Regions from separate parts of the Homo sapiens genome. Here all the other regions are linked to region 2. Evidence: chromatin loops called from intact Hi-C (ENCODE). Cell type or tissue: dorsolateral prefrontal cortex. All regions are shown on one strand. Region 1 has its middle 11 kb from the start of CCNQ. Region 2 overlaps HCFC1 (host cell factor C1). Region 3 overlaps ATP2B3 (ATPase plasma membrane Ca2+ transporting 3). Region 4 overlaps ATP2B3 (ATPase plasma membrane Ca2+ transporting 3).

Region 1 (5,000 bases), 340 kb after region 2:
AAAGTGCTGGGATTACAGGCATGAGCCACTGTGCACGGCCAGTCCAAAATATCTTAATAAAGTATGCTTATTTCTAGGAGAAAACGATCTTAGGAAAAGGTCTTTATCCAAAAGGACAAGAATTCTCTTGGTTTCCTCAGCTCAGGGGAGAGGCCTGAGTAGAGAAAACAGAAAGGACAAGGGCAAGATGCCCCAAAGGGGTAAGTGCCCTCCTGGCTCGTCTTGGCCTCTGGCCCCGGCAAGAATCACACACTTCCCTCAGGAGACCAGCCTTACTCACTCCCACAGAAGCCCGGACGGAAGCAGGCTGCCCTTAGGGGAATGCTGTGTTTTTAATCCATAAAATGCCAAAAAGCTGGGAGAAAATAAGGCCCTGCCAGAGCTGTGGACACAGCCCGCAGTCCCCGGAGGCTGTGGGGAGAGCTGGGTACGTCCCCCTGGGGATGGGGGGCACGCTGTATTCCTGAGGAGGCACCTGCCTGTCTGCCTGCTGAGGTTTCTGAAGGCAGGACATTTGCTGAGCCTGGCAGGACTGAAGGCACTCTTACCCCAGCTGCCTTCTGCCCTGGGGGCACAAGGTGTGGGGGCCAGAGGTCTGAGGGGGTCCGGTAGACGCTGGTGGGGCCCAGAGAGGACAGCGCTTCCCAATCCCAGAGGGTCTTTAGCCTCAGCAAGGAAGGGGCTGAGCCTGCCCTCAGAAAAGGGCGACCCCATTGGCAGGCATCAAAAAGCCCAGGCAAAGATGGGGCCCCTCTCACCCCCTCACCCTGGCACAAGTTCTGCCTGCCCCGGCCCGGGGGGGTGGGGGGTGGGAAGGGAGGGAAGGGAGGTCAGGTCACCTCCTCTCCATTCCAGTCCATTCCAGCCCCAAGGATGGGGAGGGGAGGCCCATGGGATGTGAGTCTGGGCTGAATTTTAATAACTGAAAAGGACCAGAAAAGTTAATGATCGGGGTGGGGGAGGTGTCAGAACACAGTGACTGGCGTAAACAAGCCCTGTCATGAGTTCCACCAACAGGAATGGTCTGGAATGGCCGGCACAGCCCCAGGAAGTGCTGGAGGGGCTGCAGACCCAGGTGTGATCACCCCGCTAGGCTGTGTTGCCCAAGCTGGGGCCAGGCCTCCAGGGCGCCTCCTCACCCTGTCCCCTCCAGATGGGGCAGAGCAGGGAGCAGCCGAGCAAGGACATGCGTTTGAGGACAAGTGGGCAGTACAGACATTTCCCACTCACTGAGGCTAGGAGGCTGGGCTGGGAGCGCCCCGGGGTGAACAGAAAGCACTGGGCTGTGAGGGAGTCCTTGAGCAGACTGGGTCCAACAGGAAGGCTGCAGCGGTGGAACCCCGAGCTCAGCCCTGCTAGTGATTTTCTAGGCTCTGTTGTGCTGTGCCAGCTCCGGACCTGTCAGGAAGCCACCCTTTGCTCTTTCTCTGGCCAGAAGAGAAGAAGGCTCTCCAGTCCTGATGGCCTAGGTCCAGCGCCCAGGCCAAGGGCGCCCCCACAGACAGGTGCTGACTCTAGCATTTGTCCATCTGGCCCGCGTAGCCGCCCTCCGGTGTCTTTAGATCCGTGGCCTTTTCTCCGTGGTGGGCGGGTCTCCAGGGCAGTCTGTCCCCTTCCTCGCGTGGCGGCCTGCTGCACACCAGCGGCAGCAGCATCCCGTCGCGGCAAATGGCTGCCGCGCAACAGGCTGCCTGGTGGCTGAGCGGAAACCATGGCAACGGGAAGCAGGGAGGATATTCCCGTCACCCTCTGGAAAGGGCAGCCTATTTCTGGGACCCGAGCCCAGTTCTTCACTAGTTGTGTATTTTGCTGTGAATTTCGATGCTGGAGACACGGCGTGGAGGGTGCGGGGCTGAGGCAGGGAGGGGGAGTGACCGCCCCCCGCCGCAACCCCGGGCCCGGAGGAGACCCAGCTCCGAGCTCAGCCCCGCCGGATCAGACCCCTCTCCAGCCACACCAGGGGAGGGCGGGCGCTTTGGGGGGCACTGGGGCGGGGTCTGCTTCCCAGTCCTCAACAGAGGGGACCTTTTGGAGCGCCTTGGCCGGGGACTGCCTGGGGCTCCCAGCAGCAGGGGGATGGGGTGGGGGTGGCGAGCTTAGTTCGCCGGACTCAGCGTCAAGCGAGCCCCCGCCGTGCGTGCACACGCGCTCGCGCACCTCCCCGCACGCGCACGCTGGAGCGGTGTGGCTTTTGGTGTAGACGGCTCTGCCCCCTAGCGGCAGCTGCGGTCAGCATGCGGGGCTCCTTCCAGGGAGGGCTTCGGAGAGGAAGGAGAAGGGGTCCAGGGAGGGAATCGCAGGCTGGGCTTGGGGCGGAAGATCCCAGGAGGGGCTCGCGGCGGCCCGCTGCCCCGGCAGCTCCTTTTCACCCGCCACCCTCGTCCTGGGTGACCTCAGTCCCTCTTATGCCTGTCCAGACCTTTCCCTTAGGGGACAACCCCCAGGAAGACATAGGCCCCTCAAACTCCACATGTCACAATGGAGCGCTTCTGCTTCCCACACCCGTTCCTCATCTCGGAGACTGGCACCTTCACCCACCTGGTTGGCCCAGACTTGGGAGAGCTCCTTGATATCTCCTCTTCCTCCTCCCCAACATCCACCTCCTCACTGATCCTGGGGATTCTCCATCCCAAATAGCTTTGAAATAATCCACTTCTGGTAGGCAGAATTTCGGCCCCCATGACCTTCATCCCCGTGTCACGCCCGTGAGTATGTTACATTACATGGCCAAAGGGACTTTGCCGATGTGATTTGGGCTACTCATCAGTTGACCTTAACATAGGGAGAGGAGCTCATACAAGCAGAGCTTCACTGGCCAAGGCCAGAAGCCGAAGTCAGAAAGATGCAGAGATGATGGGAAGAGCTCTTGGCATCATTGATGGCGGGAAGGTGAAACTAGGGCCTATAGCTCCAAGGAACTGAATTCTGCCAACACCTGAATGAGCCCAGTCCACCTGACACCTTCTTTTGTTGGTTTGTCTTTATTTTGAGTTGTGATAGATTCACAGGAAGTTCTAAAGACAGTGCAGGGAGGTCCCATGTACCCTTCACCCAGTTTCCCCATTTAAAGTATACATGCCAGGCATGGTGCCTCATGCCTGTAATCCCAGCACTTTGAGAGGCCATGATGGGTGGGTCACTTGAGTCCAGGAGTTCGAGACCTGGCAAACTGCCTTTACAAAAAAAATTTTAAAGTGTACAATGCAATACTTTAAAAAATATTCATAGAGTTATGTCACCATCACCACGATCTCATTCCAGAACGTTTTCATCATCCCCACCAGGAACCCTGTATCAACTAAGCACTAACTCCTCATTCTCCTCTCCCCCTAAGTCCTGGCAACCATTCGTCTTCCTTTCTATGGATTTGCCTGTTCCAATCTGTCATAGAAATGGACTCATATAATTTTGTGGCCTTTTGTATCTGGCTTCTTTGGCTTGGCATAATGTTTCCAAGGTTCACCAACACTGCAGCATGGACCAGTGTTTCATTGCTTTTGGGGGCTGAATAATGTTCCGTTGCCTGGATATGCCACATTTTGTTTATTCATCTATTGATGGACATTTGAGTTGTTTCTGCTTTTTGGCTATTATGAATAAATCTGCTATGAACATTCGTGCACATGATCTGGTGTGGGCATATGCTTTCAGTTCTCTTGGCTGTATAGCTAGGAGTGAAATTGCTAGGTCACATGGTTACTCTATGTTTAACCTTTGGAGGAACTGCCAGACTGTTTTCCCAAATGGCTATAACCATTGAACATCTTACTAGCAATGTATGAGGGTTCTGATTTCTCCACATCCTCTCCAAACAGACACTTGTTATTTTCCATTTTAATTTTATTATAGTCATCCTAACACGTGTGAATTTTATCTTATTCAAGTTTTTTTTTTTCTTTTTTGAGACAGAGCCTCACTCTGTCGCCCAGGCTGGAGTGCAGTGGCACAATCTCAGCTCACTGCAACCTCTGCCTCCCGGGTTCAAGTGATTCTCCTGCTTCAGCCTCCTGAATAGCTAGGATTACAGGCACCCACCACCACGTCCGGCTAATTTTTGTATTTTTGGGAGACACGGGGTTTCACCATGTTGGCCAGGCTGGTGTTGAACTCCTGACCTAAGGTGATCCACCTGCCTCAGCCTCCCAAAGTGCTCGGATTACAGGCATGAGCCACTGTGCCCAGCCTCATTCTAGTTTTGATTTGCATTTTCTAGTGATCTGCATCACTAATGACTAGTGATGTTGACCATTTTTTCATGTCCTCATGGCACATTGTATATAGTCTTTTGAGAAATGTCCATTTAGATTCTTTACCCAACTTTTTTTTCTTTTCAAGCAAATGAATACTTTGATTAACATGGTAAGTTTTAAAAAAAACATGGTAGGGTTTTGACCTCAAATATTTATCAGGTCTGCTACTTAAATGAACTTATAGCTGGACAATGTATGAACATTGAAGATGCCTCTTCCACTCCAGTTTAGGGTCCAATGTACAGTTCCACACTCTCATCCCCCAGCCCCTCAAGAGTCTTTGCAAATCTCTTTCATTTTATGCCGAGTCCCCGAAATGCATCAGGGTATTACATCAACTTGTACAGAATATCAAGATCTCATCCTCTAGTTCAGGTTCCATGTCAGATAAAGCTGAATTAGGTTGTCCAAACAAACTCACTAGACAGGTTATATCAGATAGTGTACCACATAAAATTTAAATTTTGAACAAAATGTGTCTCTCCTCCTTTGGTCTTACACAGAAATTAAAGTCCTCAAATACAGATAATACTCTCCATTCTCCAGCTCTTCTCCAGATTCATGGGTCCCAGCCAGGTCGGCCCATCCACATTCCCAGCTGAAGTCTGGTCCTTTCTTCAGTAGTTGCTGTATGGAGTCATCTTCTAGAATCATTGCGGCTCCTTCAGCCCCTCCAGAGCTGGAGAACTCCAACAATGAGGCTCATGTGTCACACACAGATCCAAAGTTCCAGGGAGCTATCAGATCACA
Region 2 (5,000 bases):
GGCTCACGCCGTCCGTCCACAGGCCTTTCCTTCCTGGTGTTGCGCTGCTGCCGGGTGCAGCCATGGCAGGCCTTTCCTCACCTGGGGCATTTTCCCTGGTGTCACATGGTCCCTGTGTCATAGTCCGTGGTTTGGCTGTCATGGTTTGGCCATGCCTGGTGTTTGAACACCGGGTTCTTCCTCTCGCAGTGTTCTACAGGACGCCGCAGCTCGTCTGCATGTGTGTGCAGTGTTCTGTTCATACATATTAAGGAAAACGGTGAAACGTTTGTTGTTGGCCTTTGAGCATTGAGGGGGATTTCCATTCTCTGACAAAGGACTTGACTTCAGCCAGCCTCCTGCCTTCCCCTTGCCCTGTCCTCACAGCCTCTTCCTCATCCCAGTTGCCTTTGAGGCAAAGTGGTGCCTCTTCCCTGGCCTCTGAGCAAGTCAGTGTCTTGGGGGCAGGGGTGAGTGGGTCTTACGTCTGCCAGGGCCGTTGAGAAGTGGTCAGTGGTCCCAGCCTGTGTGGTGACAGTGCAGGACAGTGGGAGGGACAGGCAGACAGCCAGCTGCAGCACTAACTCTCCTCCTCGTGTGTCTCCCCAGCCCGTGTCCCAGCCCACCCAGGTAACTCTGATCACGGCACCTAGTGGGGTGGAGGCCCAGCCTGTGCATGACCTCCCTGTGTCCATTCTGGCCTCCCCGACTACAGAACAGCCCACCGCCACAGTTACCATCGCCGACTCAGGCCAGGGTGATGTGCAGCCTGGCACTGTCACCTTGGTGTGCTCCAACCCACCCTGTGAGACCCACGAGACTGGCACCACCAACACGGCCACCACTACTGTTGTGGCTAACCTTGGGGGACACCCCCAGCCCACCCAAGTGCAGTTCGTCTGTGACAGACAGGAGGCAGCTGCTTCTCTTGTGACCTCGACTGTGGGCCAGCAGAATGGTAGCGTGGTCCGAGTCTGTTCGAACCCGCCCTGCGAGACCCACGAGACGGGCACCACCAACACCGCCACCACCGCCACCTCCAACATGGCCGGGCAGCATGGCTGCTCAAACCCACCCTGCGAGACCCACGAGACGGGCACCACCAACACTGCCACTACAGCCATGTCGAGCGTCGGCGCCAACCACCAGCGAGATGCCCGTCGGGCCTGTGCAGCTGGCACCCCTGCCGTGATCCGGATCAGTGTGGCCACTGGGGCGCTGGAGGCAGCCCAGGGCTCTAAGTCCCAGTGCCAAACCCGCCAGACCAGCGCGACCAGCACCACCATGACTGTGATGGCCACCGGGGCCCCGTGCTCGGCCGGCCCACTCCTTGGGCCGAGCATGGCACGGGAGCCCGGGGGCCGCAGCCCTGCTTTTGTGCAGTTGGCCCCTCTGAGCAGCAAAGTCAGGCTGAGCAGCCCAAGCATTAAGGACCTTCCTGCGGGGCGCCACAGCCATGCGGTCAGCACCGCTGCCATGACCCGTTCCAGCGTGGGTGCTGGGGAGCCCCGCATGGCACCTGTGTGCGAGAGCCTCCAGGGTGGCTCGCCCAGCACCACAGTGACTGTGACAGCCCTGGAGGCACTGCTGTGCCCCTCGGCCACCGTGACCCAAGTCTGCTCCAACCCACCATGTGAGACCCACGAGACAGGCACCACCAACACCGCCACTACCTCGAATGCAGGCAGCGCCCAGAGGGTGTGCTCCAACCCGCCATGCGAGACCCACGAGACGGGCACCACCCACACGGCCACCACCGCTACTTCAAACGGGGGCACGGGCCAGCCCGAGGGTGGGCAGCAGCCCCCTGCTGGTCGCCCCTGTGAGACACACCAGACCACTTCCACTGGCACCACCATGTCGGTCAGCGTGGGTGCCCTGCTTCCCGACGCCACTTCTTCCCACAGGACCGTGGAGTCTGGCCTAGAGGTGGCGGCGGCACCCAGCGTCACCCCCCAGGCTGGCACCGCGCTGCTGGCTCCTTTCCCAACACAGAGGGTGTGCTCCAACCCCCCCTGTGAGACCCACGAGACGGGCACCACTCACACGGCCACCACTGTCACTTCCAACATGAGTTCAAACCAAGGTAAGTGAAGGTGGCCAGCCTGGCTTTCATGGTCTCCCAGCCCCCCAGGCTGAAAGGCCAAGACAACGATGGCGGGGGTCCGTCCAGAGTCCACCAGTCAGGCTCCTTGGCACCCAATTTACCAGTGGGGAGAGCTGGGGCGTCCTGGCTGTACCTGAAGCAGACAGAGGTCTCCAGGAGCCTGTCCTGCCTTATCTGGCCCTCCCCTTGGTGGTAGAGGAAGCCTGTGGTGGTCAAGCCAAGTACAGGCCGGGGGGGCTCCTGCTGAGCAGCCGCCTGCCTGTCGCCCCCACAGACCCCCCACCTGCTGCCAGCGATCAGGGAGAGGTGGAGAGCACCCAGGGCGACAGCGTGAACATCACCAGCTCCAGTGCCATCACGACAACCGTGTCCTCCACACTGACGCGGGCTGTGACCACCGTGACGCAGTCCACACCGGTCCCGGGCCCCTCTGTGCCGGTAAGAGCCCAGGGGGCCGTGTTCTTCCCCGCCTTCCCGGCCTACGCCCGTGCAGTTCCACACTCAGACGCCAGATGTCGCTCTTGTACCAGGCATGGGGCCGCTCCTGGTCCCTTTTCCGGACCATAAAAGGGCAGCCTCGGTGCCTGCTGCGGCAGGAGGCAGGAGCCTCACCGTCCCCCGCATCTCTGGGGCGCTTTTATTTCTGGGACTGGTTCTCATCGCGTGTCACTTCACCGCAGCCTGTATAAGACATGGCGGGGGTCTGAGTGCCCATTTGTCCAGGCCAGGGTGACTGAGGACGGGTTAAACCTGACCGGGGGTCTCAAGGGCCTTTCTCCTCATGCTGGTCAGAGAACCACTGTCCCCTCCCTATTTAACATGGGCTGGAGCTGGCCCATCAAGAATGAAAACTTAGGCCCACAAGGAAAGGTGAGGGCTGGCTTGCTTCTCAGCCCTGCTGCCTGGCTCTGGCCCCTCTCCTCCCCTCTGACAGGGGCTTCTCTCCCTTTCTAGAAGATCTCATCAATGACTGAGACTGCCCCAAGGGCTCTGACTACTGAAGTCCCCATCCCGGCCAAAATAACAGTGACCATAGCCAACACAGAAACTTCTGACATGCCCTTCTCTGCTGTTGACATCCTGCAGCCCCCAGAGGAACTCCAGGTGTCGCCAGGTCCTCGCCAGCAGCTGCCGCCACGGCAGCTTCTGCAGTCGGCTTCCACAGCCCTGATGGGGGAGTCCGCCGAGGTCCTGTCAGCCTCCCAGACCCCTGAGCTCCCGGCCGCCGTGGATCTGAGCAGCACAGGGGAGCCATCTTCGGGCCAGGAGTCTGCCGGCTCTGCGGTGGTGGCCACTGTGGTGGTCCAGCCACCCCCACCCACACAGTCCGAAGTAGACCAGTTATCACTTCCCCAAGAGCTAATGGCCGAGGCCCAAGCTGGCACCACCACCCTCATGGTAACGGGGCTCACCCCCGAGGAGCTGGCAGTGACGGCTGCTGCAGAAGCAGCTGCCCAGGCCGCAGCCACGGAGGAAGCCCAGGCCCTGGCCATCCAGGCGGTGCTCCAGGCCGCGCAGCAGGCCGTCATGGGTGAGTGCCGGTGCAACCCTGGGGAAGCCGGGCCGCTCGGGGGAGCAATAGGCCGCGGAGACAGCCTGGGAAGAGGAGCCCATTTCCCTCGAGGGTGGCATGAGCCAGATGTGATGGGGAGGACGAGCACAGGGGACCCCAGGCAGGCCAAGTAGTAGAGACTGCCGTGTAGAACAGGCTGGCTGGGGTTAGCGCCTGGGAAACAGGCAGGGCCCCTCGGCCAGGGCTTAGCCTACAGTGGAGCACGGTAGGAGGTGGACGGGGTCTCTAGGACAGGCTTTGGGGGCCTCCGCCCGGGCTGCCCGCTTCTGGCCAGCCTTCCTAGTAAGTAGTGTTTCTCTCGACCCTGGAGCAGGCACCGGCGAGCCCATGGACACCTCCGAGGCAGCAGCAACCGTGACTCAGGCGGAGCTGGGGCACCTGTCGGCCGAGGGTCAGGAGGGCCAGGCCACCACCATACCCATTGTGCTGACACAGCAGGAGCTGGCTGCCCTGGTGCAGCAGCAGCAGCTGCAGGAGGCCCAGGCCCAGCAGCAGCATCACCACCTCCCCACTGAGGCCCTGGCCCCTGCCGACAGTCTCAACGACCCAGCCATTGAGAGCAATTGCCTCAATGAGCTGGCCGGCACGGTCCCCAGCACTGTGGCGCTGCTGCCCTCAACGGCCACTGAGAGTAAGCGACTGAGGGCGAATTGGTGCTGGGGTGGTGGGGGCACCCAGGGAGGTGAGGGCAGGACGGGAGGCTCGGTCTCACTTGGGAGCCAGGTTTCCCGAGTCTTTCCCGCTGACACCTTCTTTCTTCCTAGGCCTGGCTCCATCCAACACATTTGTGGCCCCCCAGCCGGTTGTGGTGGCCAGCCCAGCCAAGCTGCAGGCTGCAGCTACCCTGACCGAAGTGGCCAATGGCATCGAGTCCCTGGGTGTGGTGAGTCGGGTGTGTTGGGGCTCCTGAGTCCGTGGCCTGGGGGGCAGCACTGCCTCTAGGTGCTGAGGGCCTGATCTCGTCGCACCGATTCTGTCTTGCAGAAGCCAGACCTGCCGCCCCCACCCAGCAAAGCCCCCATGAAGAAGGAAAACCAGTGGTTTGATGTGGGAGTCATTAAGGGCACCAATGTAATGGTGACACACTATTTCCTGCCACCAGATGATGCTGTCCCATCAGACGTAAGTGTCCCCAGGTGCTGATGTCCTCAGGTGGGTGGGTCTTGGCTCCACCACCCTGAGCGGGGCTTACAGGAAACTCCTCCATCTTTGGGCCAAGCTGAGTAGCCAGGAAGCCTGAGGAAGGTGGGCAGAGACCATCCCCCCTGAAGCAGTAGAAAAGGAGAGCTTTGGTTCCTTCCCGCCAGTACCGGGCCACAGTCAGCCTCGCCACGTCCCTCC
Region 3 (5,000 bases), 400 kb after region 2:
ACACATTCTTGTACTACAAACAGTAAGTTGTCACATGTCACGGTGGGGGGGGGGGCTTTGCTCATAAACACAGAGGGTGCTGATGACATGGCATCAACACAGCTTTACACATAAAGCCCAGCTGCCACCACGTGGCCACCAAGCAGCGTGGTCTGTTCTTAGCACTCCAGAGAGGCTTGCTGGCTAAGGAGCCCTGGGAAGTCCTGCATGGGGACACCCTGGGCGGGGCGGCTCCTTGCAGAGGAGTCCCTGTCCCATGGAGGCGCAGCTGCAGCTGTGCCAAGCTGCGCAGTCCTCTCCTCTGCCCCAAGCCTGGCCCCGTGAGAGCTGCCACCTCTCGAAGCTTGGGCTGGAGCTCCCTTCTGGGCTACGGGTGCTGGGAAGGACTGGGCTGGGTTCCCTGGGTGACACTCCTTTTCGGTAGGGCAGGGAGAGGGGCTCACCAGGTTGCTGCGTTCAGTGGCTGTGGGGCCACTGAGGGGCCGCAACCAGCCATGTGGGTGGCGTCTGCAGGGCTACCCTGCTCAGTGGGTGAGCAACAGGAAGGAAGTGCAGAGGAAGAGCACATCTGGGGACTCTGCTCACCTCATCTGGGGCTGAGAGTCCATTTAGAGAGGACGGGGGTGGGCAATGCCATCAGTGATGAGCCCCCACCCCCCATTCCCCTTCCTCTCCACAGTATGTCTGGGGCCCACTGTCACCTTGGGCATCACAGCAGATGCCTTTAACCACATGTCCCCCGACTGGCAGAGCCCACGCAGGCCCAAGTGGCCAGGATGTGAAAGAAAGAACCTTCAGGCACTCTGTAACCTGCCCCGACACTGGCTCCCACTTCCTGGTACAAAGCTAATGTCCATGGGACAGATGCAGGCCCCATCTGCCGTGGTGAGCTGGGCGGGCACCAGGTGGCTTACCATGGCGAAGCCCACGTCCGCCTTCTTGAGGGCCGGCCCATCGTTGGTGCCATCCCCTGTCACAGCCACCACCTGCCGCTGCTCACCAGTGGTGCTGTCGATAATCCCTGGAAGACAGATCAGGGCAGGGCAGGGCTGGGGCCATCTGTCACCACAACCCTGTGTAGCCCTGCCCAGGGAGCTATGGGGGTAGGTTGGCTGTGAAAACCCTTTGGGATTACCCCGTCCTGACTGTCCCAATTATCTGTGCTCCCCGTCACCTGGATCATCTCCTATCCCCAAATAAGTAAGCAAATCTCACTGAGTGACAGGGCCAGGGTGGGAGGATAGGGATCTGGTTAGGGCCTGGGGACACAATCCTGGGTCCCTGGCTCTAGACCCACTGCTTCTAGAGACTCACTGTGTGACTTGGAGTGAGTCACTAGCCCTCCCCGAACCCTGGTTCCCTCATGGGCCCCTGCCCTGCTGCTCTGGGCTAATGGGACAAATGGACCCAGCTTCCTAGGCAGGCCCTGGGGACCTGTTTGGGAACCTGGCTTTTGGTGTCAGGAAGCAGACAACCTCGGGCTGGCCACCCCAGGAAAGGGGTGTGGGGGCTCGGCTACCTTTGACCAGTGTGTGCTTGTCGGTGGGAGACGACCGGGCCAGCACCCTCAGCTTGGGCCACACCTTGTCCAGCCGCTCCTGTTCTATCTGGGGAGGGGAAGCACAAGGACGCTGCAGAGCTAAGGCGGGCACGCAGGGGGCTGGGGTGAGGAGAAGGGGGGTCTGGGGTGGCAGACAGCCGGGTGCTACCTCGCCTTTCTCATTGCGGATCCGCCGGTTGAACTCCTTCCCTTCTAGGCACAGGAAGTCCTCCCCGGGCTGGATGATGCCGCATTTGGCTGCGATGGCCCGGGCCGTGTTGATGTTGTCCCCAGTCACCATGCGGACTGTGATGCCAGCACGCTGGCATTTTCGGATAGCTTCAGGGACCTAGAAGAGACAAGAGAGGTGGGCGGGGCCATCGAGGCAAGACGTATTTTGGGTTGAGGCAGTACCCCTTCCTCCATCAGATCTGCAGGTGGCCCAAGGTCCAGCAGAGGTGAGAGTAAAGCCATCCGATTCACGTGCTCAGAACACTTGTGTTAGCCTACAGTTGGGCAAAAGCATTGAACACAAAGCCTATTGTGGAATACAGTGCTGATTATCTCATGTAACTCATTGAATCCTGCACTGAAAGGGAAAAGCATGGGACTCGAAGTAAAGTTTCTGCTGAATGTGCATCACCTTTGCACCAAGTTACAAAATTGTTAAAAGTTGGGGACCACCTGCATCACATTAGATTCTGGAGAAAGAGAAAGAGGTTCCCCAGTGCTGAGTGGAAAGCGAACAGCCTGCAAGGGGTTGAGAGCGGGAAGCCAGGAGACTGGCCGGGAGGTGGTGGCATTGTCCCAGTGGTGGGGGGACAGGGAAGACAGTTCCCAAATGAAGAGGTATGTGGCTCTTCAGGCTCGGGGACAGAGAGACAGGGTCAGGCAGCTGATGCCACTGAGGTAGACGGGCAGGGGGAGAGGAGAAGAGGAGCCAGGTTCAGAGTTTGGGAACCTGAATGAGGAGGTCAAGCCTAGGCAGTGGGGCTTGTGAGCACCGTCGGGTAAGTGTAGAAGCCTAGGTGTGGCCGAGCCGCCAGGCCTGGGGAGCCTGCGGCGGTGGGGAGTAGACACGCAGGAGTGGGAGCCAGGGGTAGGGCAGCCGGGAGACACCAGGGGAGGACATTGACCTGGGAGTCCCTGAATCCTGGCGCCCCCTGAGGCCATGGGCAGGGGGGCTGTGATCTTTGCCAGGGAGACAGCTGGGGGCCCCACTCTAAGCTGTGACAGGGTGATCCAATGGTTCCTGCAGCATATACCACTAAGTGGCCTCACTGCCAGCCTCGGGGACACTTCGTACTCTCTGAGGATCTTGGGGTGCTGGATAACAAGATCACGAGCCACAAGAAGACAATTCTCCTTTGAGCCAGCGAATGCCTGTCCCTGAAAAGTCTGGAAGCCACCCCTCTGCTGCCACCAAGTGGCCGTGACGAGCCTGAAAACCAGCAGCTGCGAACCCAGGCCTCCTCCCTCCTCAGGCCCAGTGTGTGTAGCCCAGTTCCTTCCCCATGGCCCCAAAGGGCCAGGCCAGGCTGTCCTTCCTCGCCTGCTCAGCCCTGCTCCCTGCCTTCTCCCCAAGGCCCCACAGCACAGCAGCCAGCCAGGTGTCTGGAGAAGTTGCCAGTGCCCCCGGCCGGCCCAGCTCCAGCATCAATACCACCCCAGCCACAGGCTTCCTATGGCTCCCCAGGGCCCAGCCTCACGGGCCCTCCTCTGGCTGCAGCCGTGCCGCATCTCCAAGCACCCTGGCGGTTTCAGTGAGGCCCTTGTGTCCTACTGCCTGTTGCCGGCACCCAGGACTTCGCTGGGCCTTCTGTGCGTCCTCCTCAGCCACCACCAGGCTGGCCAGTCTTTGTGGGGGTCTGCCCAGCCTCCGCAGCCTGGCCCTGTCACTGTGGTCTACCCCTTGGACTCTCTCTCAGCCACTCTTAAGCTGGAAAGGAGCTGTCCCTATTCCCCAGGCCCCTCTGGCAAGATTCCTTCCTCTGCTCTGTGCTTCAGTTGCTCCCTGGTCCAACAGAGGGACTCGATGGCTCCTGTCCCCAAGTGTGGCCTTGCTTCGCCTCACCAGCACCCTCTCCTTCTGCTCTCCCAGGCTCAGTGGGGCCCGGGACTCATGCCGCTGCCCGCCTTTGCGGGGCCCATTTCCCTCGCTGGACTTCTGTCCCCTGTCCTCCGCTACCACCCATTTTCTCCCAGGGCAAGCTCGAGGTGCTCCCTCTCTGGGCGCAGTGACCATGTTCTCCTCGGGGCACGGGGCTGCTCTGTTGACATGAGCCATGGCTGGCGTTTAGACGCACTGTCTTTGAATTGAGTGTTTTTGCTACATGATCCAATACATGAATGCCTGTCTCCCGAAGGAGAGCCCAGAAGCTTCTCCTCCCAGGTTGCACCTGCACCCCCAGGGTGGCTCCTACAAAGACAAGTTGTCAGGGTCACAGTGGCCCTGCTTGTGACACAGGTGGGTGCCATGCAGAGGCCCTGGGGAGACAGAGGGGCACCCCATGCCTTGCATTCTCCCTCCGGGGCCGGCCATCCTCCACACTCTCCAGGGTCTGGGATCTTTCAACAACAAAGTGACTTCCCAGTGTCAAGGCCATGGCATCTGCCACGCGGCCCTCGAGGTCCCCTCATCTGGACTCCCCTGGTGGCATCGTCCATATGGGGATATGCTTCTGGGCTCCCTTTCCCGCCAGGACCTTTGCTGTGAGCTCGCCACAGGACGTCCTGACCGTAGAGTAGCCCCAGCCAAACCCTCAACCAATAAACGCCCACCCTGTGCCCCAAACCTGTGTCCCCTCAGGCTTCAGCACCACCTCCAGTCCATCGGTCCTGGGTGGATCAGATCCCAAATGTCGACGGTCTCTCCGCCACTGCCACCTTCTCACCTGGTAGAAGGTGGAGCCTGAGCTGGGCCCATAGGTCAAGCGGGAAGGGCTTTCCAGCAGGCAGGACAGAGCCTTTGTGCGGGTGTCAGGGTGAGAGCACCCAGGACGGGGCTCAAGTGTACTACGGAGGGACCGCAGCAGCTGTGTGTGAAGGAAGGCCGCCCCTACCAGTCCGGACAAGCTCGGGCAGAGGGCACAGTTACCAGGGCAGCTCACAGAGAAGGTGGTGGCTACCTCGGGCCGCACAGGGTCCTCAATGCCCACGACAGCTATGCAGGTGAGGTCACCCACGACCTCATTCTCGTTGTCCCAGTCGGGCTCCTGGCCTGCAGAGAAGTCCCGGTAGGCGATGCAGATGGTGCGGAGGCCATCGCAAGCCATCGGCTCGATGATCTTCCTCACCATGTCGTCCCGGTCCCGAGGCCGAAAGCCCCGGAGTTCGCCATTGCTGTTCAAGATGTTGGTGCACCTAGGCAGGGGGTGGGCAGAGATGAGGTGGAGGTGGGGAGAGAACAACAAGGAACAGCGCTGGTCACACTGGATTGGGGGCTTAGTCAAGGACTGGG
Region 4 (5,000 bases), 410 kb after region 2:
CGGAGGGTGGCCCTCACCTGAGAGCAGCATGGGATCTTTGTCAGCTGACTTGCGCACGTGGTCAGACTCGCCCGTCAGGGAGCTCTCGTCGATCTTGAGGTCATTGGCCTGGATGAGCACGCCGTCGGCTGGCAGCAGGTCGCCTAGAGCACCGGGAAGCAGAGGCCTTTCTCCCCACCGCCTCCTCCCGGCTGCCCCAGGGGAGGTCCCGTCAGGTGCCATGGGCCGCCTGGGAAAGGGACTCAGGAGCCCTCCTCCTTCTGGGGAACGAGGACATTTGCATCCTTTGTAGGGGGGAAAGCCCGCCGTGGAGGCTGTGGGGACAGTTGATTCTTCGGGGGCCTGCTGTGTCTGAAACCACTCTGCCCTGCCCCGTGTTCCCCCACCTCCCCCACCCCCGCCACCTCCCGCCTCCTAAGGCAGGTGACGACACGCAGGCCACCGGGGAGAACCTGTGCTGGGGGTCTCCTCTGGCTCACCCTCCCCAGAAGCAGGAGCCGAGCTTCCTTGACAGGGTGGGTGAAGACCAGGGCACTCACCGTACTTGACCTGGGCAATGTCCCCCACCACCAGCGCAGCCACGGGGACCTGGAGGAGCTGCCCGTTCCGGATGACCGTGAACTTCTGCTCCTGCTCAATTCGGCTCTGCAGGCCTCGGAACTGCTTCTCCTTGCTCCAGTCATTGAAGGCCGTGACCAGCACCACACAGATGACGGACAGCAGGATGGCAGCCCCCTCGATCCAGCCAGCTTCGGCCTCGCCCTCATCTTCTGCGCCTCCCGACACATTCCCACAGGCTGTGCGGAGGACAGAAGGGAAGCAGTGGAGGAGACATCACCATCCTGTGACCGTCCCTCATCTCAAGCCCCATTCCTCTTCCTCCTTCCAGCCCAGGCCCCCGGGCCTTACCTTCACTCTCCTCTCCTGGCGGCGCATAGAACGAGAGGCCCAGAGAGACGATGGCAGCCACCTCCAGGATGATGAGGGTCACGTCCTGCAGGGCCTCCCACACCAGCTGCAGGAAGGTCTTGGGTTGCTTTGGGGGGATGAAGTTCTGCCCGTAGATCTGCCTGCGCTTCTCCAGGTCATTGGTGTTGTCCGCCAGGCCTGCATGGTGCCCCGGAAGCACAGAAGGGGAGGATGGGATGGGACGGGTCGGCCTTGTGTGTCCCAGGCCTCCTATGTGGCCCTGACTGACTGCTCCTGGGGTGGCAGCAGCCCTCTGGGGCCGTCTGGCCAGCGCCTGGCTCTCCCTCTAGACAGGAGCCTTTCTGCAGACTGCTGGGGGTGTGCACGTGGGAGTGAGCATGCGGCTCTCTGGCTGCTGTCATGGGGAGTCCCTAGCCATCCTCCTCCTGACACACAGATGACAAAACAGGCCAGGAGGCTCCTGGACTCCAGCGGGTCCCAGGTCCCTGTGCTTTCCTGGCCACCTCCACACTACCGCTGAGGGGGCACTGGAAGGCAGGGGACAGGACCCAACAAGGGGGCACAGAGGGGACCCAGCAGGGTATGTCCAGGTCAACAAGGGTTGCTAGGAGACAGGACAGAAGAGTATAGCCAATGGTCCCCTGGGGAGGAGAGCGAGTGTCCAGGGGACTTTAGTGGAGACATGGGGAGGGCCACCAATCAGGGGAGGCTGGGATGGCACCAGATGCCAAAGACTAGGCCAGGGCTCTGTGCCTGTCAGGAAACACCTCTCTAGCTCCCAGCCTATGAATTCCCTGAGCAGGCTTGTCACCAACACCCCCCTCCCCAGCTCTGTAAGATGGGGCCAGCCGGTCCCAAAGACTGGCAGTGTCACACAGCCCAACCTGTGGGGGCAGGGACAGCCTGCAAAGAGGGTGGGCAGGGCCCGAGGGATTGGGGCATGAGCACGGCCAGTGCCGAGGAATCAGCAGTCTCCAGGGTGCCTGTGGCTGCTGGCAACAGGGAGCGGAGGCTTACTTTCCAGAAGTTTCTCGGGGAAGAAGCAGTGGGGAGGGAGCATGAGAGCTAATGGGAGATGCAAGTTCTTGGGTCCAGAGACCCAAAGAAGAAGAACGGTGTCACGCGAGGAGAGAGAGAGGCACGGGAATGGGAGTGGGTTCCTGGTGGGGAACAGGCGGGGAGAAGCCAAACCGGAGTCACGGTGCTGAGGGAGGGGACTGGGAAGTCTTCAAGCCTTTTCTGGGCTGCATGGCCTCGCAGGGGTCGGGGAGACACTGCCCACCCTGGGCTGCTCATCAGCTGCTCTCTGCAGGGTGCAGACAAGGCCACTGAGGCCGGAGGTGGAGAGGGCCCTGTAACCATGAGTCAGAGCTCTGGCCTGTGGCCCAGGTCAGGACAGAACCTACGCTGCCCGACAGGACCCGGTGAGCACAGGGCCCTCAGGACCCAGCAGCCTTGGTTCTAATGCAACTCCAGCACCAACTTTGATCCCTCAGCCAGGGCTCACAGCTTGTCTACATGGCGACTTGAATGACACCCAAAGCCACTCAGAAGCCCCCAAATTGGCTTTGCCTTCACAATCAGAGCCACCTGTCCCTATCCAATTCTGTCACTTGTCATCCTTGAGGACGCTTACTTCTCAGTCTTCCTTGGCCTGAAGGTACTGGAAGCTTACGTGCGTGACTGGCATCCGGGCCTGGACACCCACTCAGCCACCTTCTACCGGGGCAGGCATGTGGGATGACACCCTCCTCTGGCCCCACCCTTGGCCCCAGGATTCTCAGCCCCGGCTGATCCCGAGGAGCCCTCCCGGGCGCTCACCCGGCGCCCAGTGCTGTCGCGGCCGTGACCAGACCCACACTGACACCTGGTGGACAGACAGCAGCTTGCAGCTCCCAGCCCTGGGCAGCTGGGCTCACGCCTGCCATCTGCTGCAGGGACGGGATGACCAGAGAGCCCAGCCCCAGCCCATGGGGCACTCACAGTGGGTCTGGGAAGGCACACAAGACCCTCCAGATGACTGGAGAACAGGCGCATGCTAACCTTGGGGCTTCTGAGGAGGGGCAGGGGTAGCCCTGGCCGCAGTGGAACAGAAGCTGCCGCCCGCACAACCGTGGCTCATTCACCCCAGCTAGGCGACGGCCACATGGCGTCCTCCCCACCCAGAAGAGCCGCAGCTGTCCGTGCCTCTCTGCCCCTGGCTCAGGTTTCTTCAGGAGCCAAAGGCCTCTTGCTGAGGCCCGAGCCTGCCCCAATCGGGAGCCTGGGGTTAACGCACGACCTCAGCTCCTGGGTGGTGGGGAGGGGGCTGGGGACCAGGGACCCAACTGAGGGGTGTGCACCTCGCTCTGGACTGGGACTGTCTCCTGGAATTACAGGAGCTAAGCCAGGTGGGGACAGTACTAGGGAGTACAAGACCCCCCAAGTGACTTAAGAAGAAGCACGTGCTAACCGTGGGGCTTCTGCGGAGGGAGAGGAGCAGGGGAGGGCTCCCCAGACACCTGGGGTCTCCACTGCCCTTAGCCTGGAGCCTCCATGCGAGTCTCTCTCCTGCCTGCCCCTCCTCACATGCCCAGTTTGTCCCTGAGAGCAGCCGGGACCCCTGGCCCATTCCCCAGGAGCTCCCTCGCCCTCGCCAGCCTCTCCCTTGGCCTTGACCTGCCCTTGCAGCTGTAGCCTTGCTCGTTTCTCCTTAGCCTTCCTGTGGGCTCGGGGTCCCGACGGCTGCCCCACTGCAGCACCCATTGACGGGGAGGAGGAACACAGCTGCGGCCCCTCTGGCTCTGAGCACATGCTTCCCCAGCAGGCCCGAGGGCAGTCCAGGTCCAGGGCATGGGGGCAGGGGCTGGCCGGTTGGCATGGACACAGATGGGCGGCCTGCCCGGAGCAGAGGCCAGATGCCATCAGAATTGGATTAGGAGCATCTCGTGTCGGCTCCCAGCGAATCCGCCCCCTCCTTTCCAGAACTGCCTGTGGAGCCCAGAGGGGCACTGGGCGGGGCCAGGTTCCCGGGCGAACCCACCTCTGAGTTCAGCCTGAGACCCAGGTTTCCTGACAACAGCAGCGCGGTTTCCAGGATGGGTTCTGGAATCCTCTTGGAGTGCTCCCAAGACAGGGAGGGCAGTGGATTGATGAGTGTACCGCCAGAAGATAAAGTCCCCTTCCCGCAATGCACTATGCGCCATAAAGCACCTGCCCCACGGGGGAGTGCCTGCCTCCTGGGCAGCCCCACGTCTGCCCACCTTGTCAGGGGATTGGCATGGGGCTTGGGGCACAACAAAGCCAGCTGCCCCCGTGGCTCAGGCCCTTGTGTCTGAGGAGGACTGAGGGGCAGGCAGGTCTGAGCACCAGGGTCCGGGTGCACGGCCGGGCTAGGGGATGCGGGGAGCGAGTCACCCGCTCCTGGCACCCAGACAGCTCAAGCCCGACAGCTCCAGCCCGAGGACCTTGAGGGTTGAAGAGGGGAGGGGCCGGTCCTCTGCTGCTCATTCTGTGGGCAGCAGATCCAGGCCTGGCCGGCTCCCTGCACTGTGGCCTTGGGGACCCAGGTGCTTGGAAGCCCGTCAGAGGCCAAGCCACCCACCTGTGCACCTGCCCTTCTCCGTGCCCCTGCCTCCACAGGCACGCAAGAGCTCCTGAGCTCCATGGCAGAATCGGGCAGGTTCCCAGGGGCCTTGACATTTTAAATATTTAACAAGGCCTGGCAGACAGGGGAAGAGCAGACAGCTGAGGCCCATCTGCTTCCTTTGATCTGGGAGAGGCCAGAGCTCTTGTGGATAAATGGCCCTCCACAGCCTCCTCGGGGGCTGGGCAAGGAGGAGGGAAGGCAAGAGATGCTCGGGAGCAGAGCCAAGGCATCAGCCCCAGCAGCAGCTGCACCGTGAGGGCGTGTGCGGCGGCGAGGCCGGGTGTCACGGGCGCATCAGCTCCAGGGCACAAAGCTAGGGAGACCCAGGCAGACCCTGGAGTTCCTGACCTGGCCCGCAGCCCCCCTCCTCCATCTTCACTCCTCCCTGCAGCCTGAGTGCCACCTGCAGACAGACGGGGCCGAGGCCGGAGCCACAAGAGAA

Evidence for each region. A loop is a pair of places that touch in the nucleus more often than their neighbours do. Peaks named below come from ENCODE experiments on the same cell type or tissue, not always from the same donor. Only the 100,000 strongest peaks of a DNase experiment are listed, where the experiment ranks them.
Region 1: it touches region 2 in a loop (2.6-fold over the local background); 4 of 110 quality-filtered maps call a loop at or near these places.
Region 3: a loop joins it to region 2, with 2.9 times the contacts of the local background. A loop is called at or near these places in 12 of 110 quality-filtered maps.
Region 4: it touches region 2 in a loop (2.7-fold over the local background); 18 of 110 quality-filtered maps call a loop at or near these places.

The regions. Positions count from the first base shown.
Region 1 is chrX:153,607,226-153,612,225 of GRCh38, reverse strand. It overlaps the pseudogene MRFAP1P1. Among named protein-coding and RNA genes, the nearest start is that of CCNQ, 11 kb to the right of the region's middle. RefSeq lists a silencer at 2,138-2,247. In dorsolateral prefrontal cortex, CTCF peaks have their summits at 2,003 and 2,211 (motif pointing left); DNase peaks (open chromatin) are centred at 1,298, 1,625 and 2,185; H3K4me3 peaks cover 1,419 bases; H3K27ac peaks cover 2,162 bases; H3K27me3 peaks cover 3,857 bases.
Region 2 is chrX:153,951,131-153,956,130 of GRCh38, reverse strand. It overlaps HCFC1 (host cell factor C1), which reads left to right. Exons shown (of 26, transcript NM_005334.3): 17 at 589-2,065; 18 at 2,361-2,524; 19 at 3,173-3,617; 20 at 3,973-4,290; 21 at 4,424-4,542; 22 at 4,644-4,781. Among named protein-coding and RNA genes, the nearest start is that of RENBP, 9.0 kb to the right of the region's middle. RefSeq lists an enhancer at 2,439-2,678. In dorsolateral prefrontal cortex, CTCF peaks have their summits at 2,363 and 2,596 (motif pointing right); a DNase peak (open chromatin) is centred at 2,600; H3K27ac peaks cover 1,682 bases; H3K27me3 peaks cover 3,036 bases.
Region 3 is chrX:153,552,938-153,557,937 of GRCh38, reverse strand. It overlaps ATP2B3 (ATPase plasma membrane Ca2+ transporting 3), which reads right to left. Exons shown (of 22, transcript NM_001001344.3): 13 at 4,669-4,903; 14 at 1,710-1,889; 15 at 1,520-1,607; 16 at 915-1,021. Among named protein-coding and RNA genes, the nearest start is that of ATP2B3, 38 kb to the right of the region's middle. In dorsolateral prefrontal cortex, CTCF peaks have their summits at 2,794 and 2,993 (motif pointing left); DNase peaks (open chromatin) are centred at 117, 1,866 and 2,957; H3K27ac peaks cover 3,519 bases; H3K27me3 peaks cover 4,446 bases.
Region 4 is chrX:153,537,466-153,542,465 of GRCh38, reverse strand. It overlaps ATP2B3 (ATPase plasma membrane Ca2+ transporting 3), which reads right to left. Exons shown (of 22, transcript NM_001001344.3): 4 at 910-1,107; 5 at 540-797; 6 at 18-143. Among named protein-coding and RNA genes, the nearest start is that of ATP2B3, 22 kb to the right of the region's middle. In dorsolateral prefrontal cortex, a CTCF peak has its summit at 2,806 (motif pointing left); DNase peaks (open chromatin) are centred at 2,805 and 3,805; H3K27ac peaks cover 685 bases; H3K27me3 peaks cover 4,082 bases.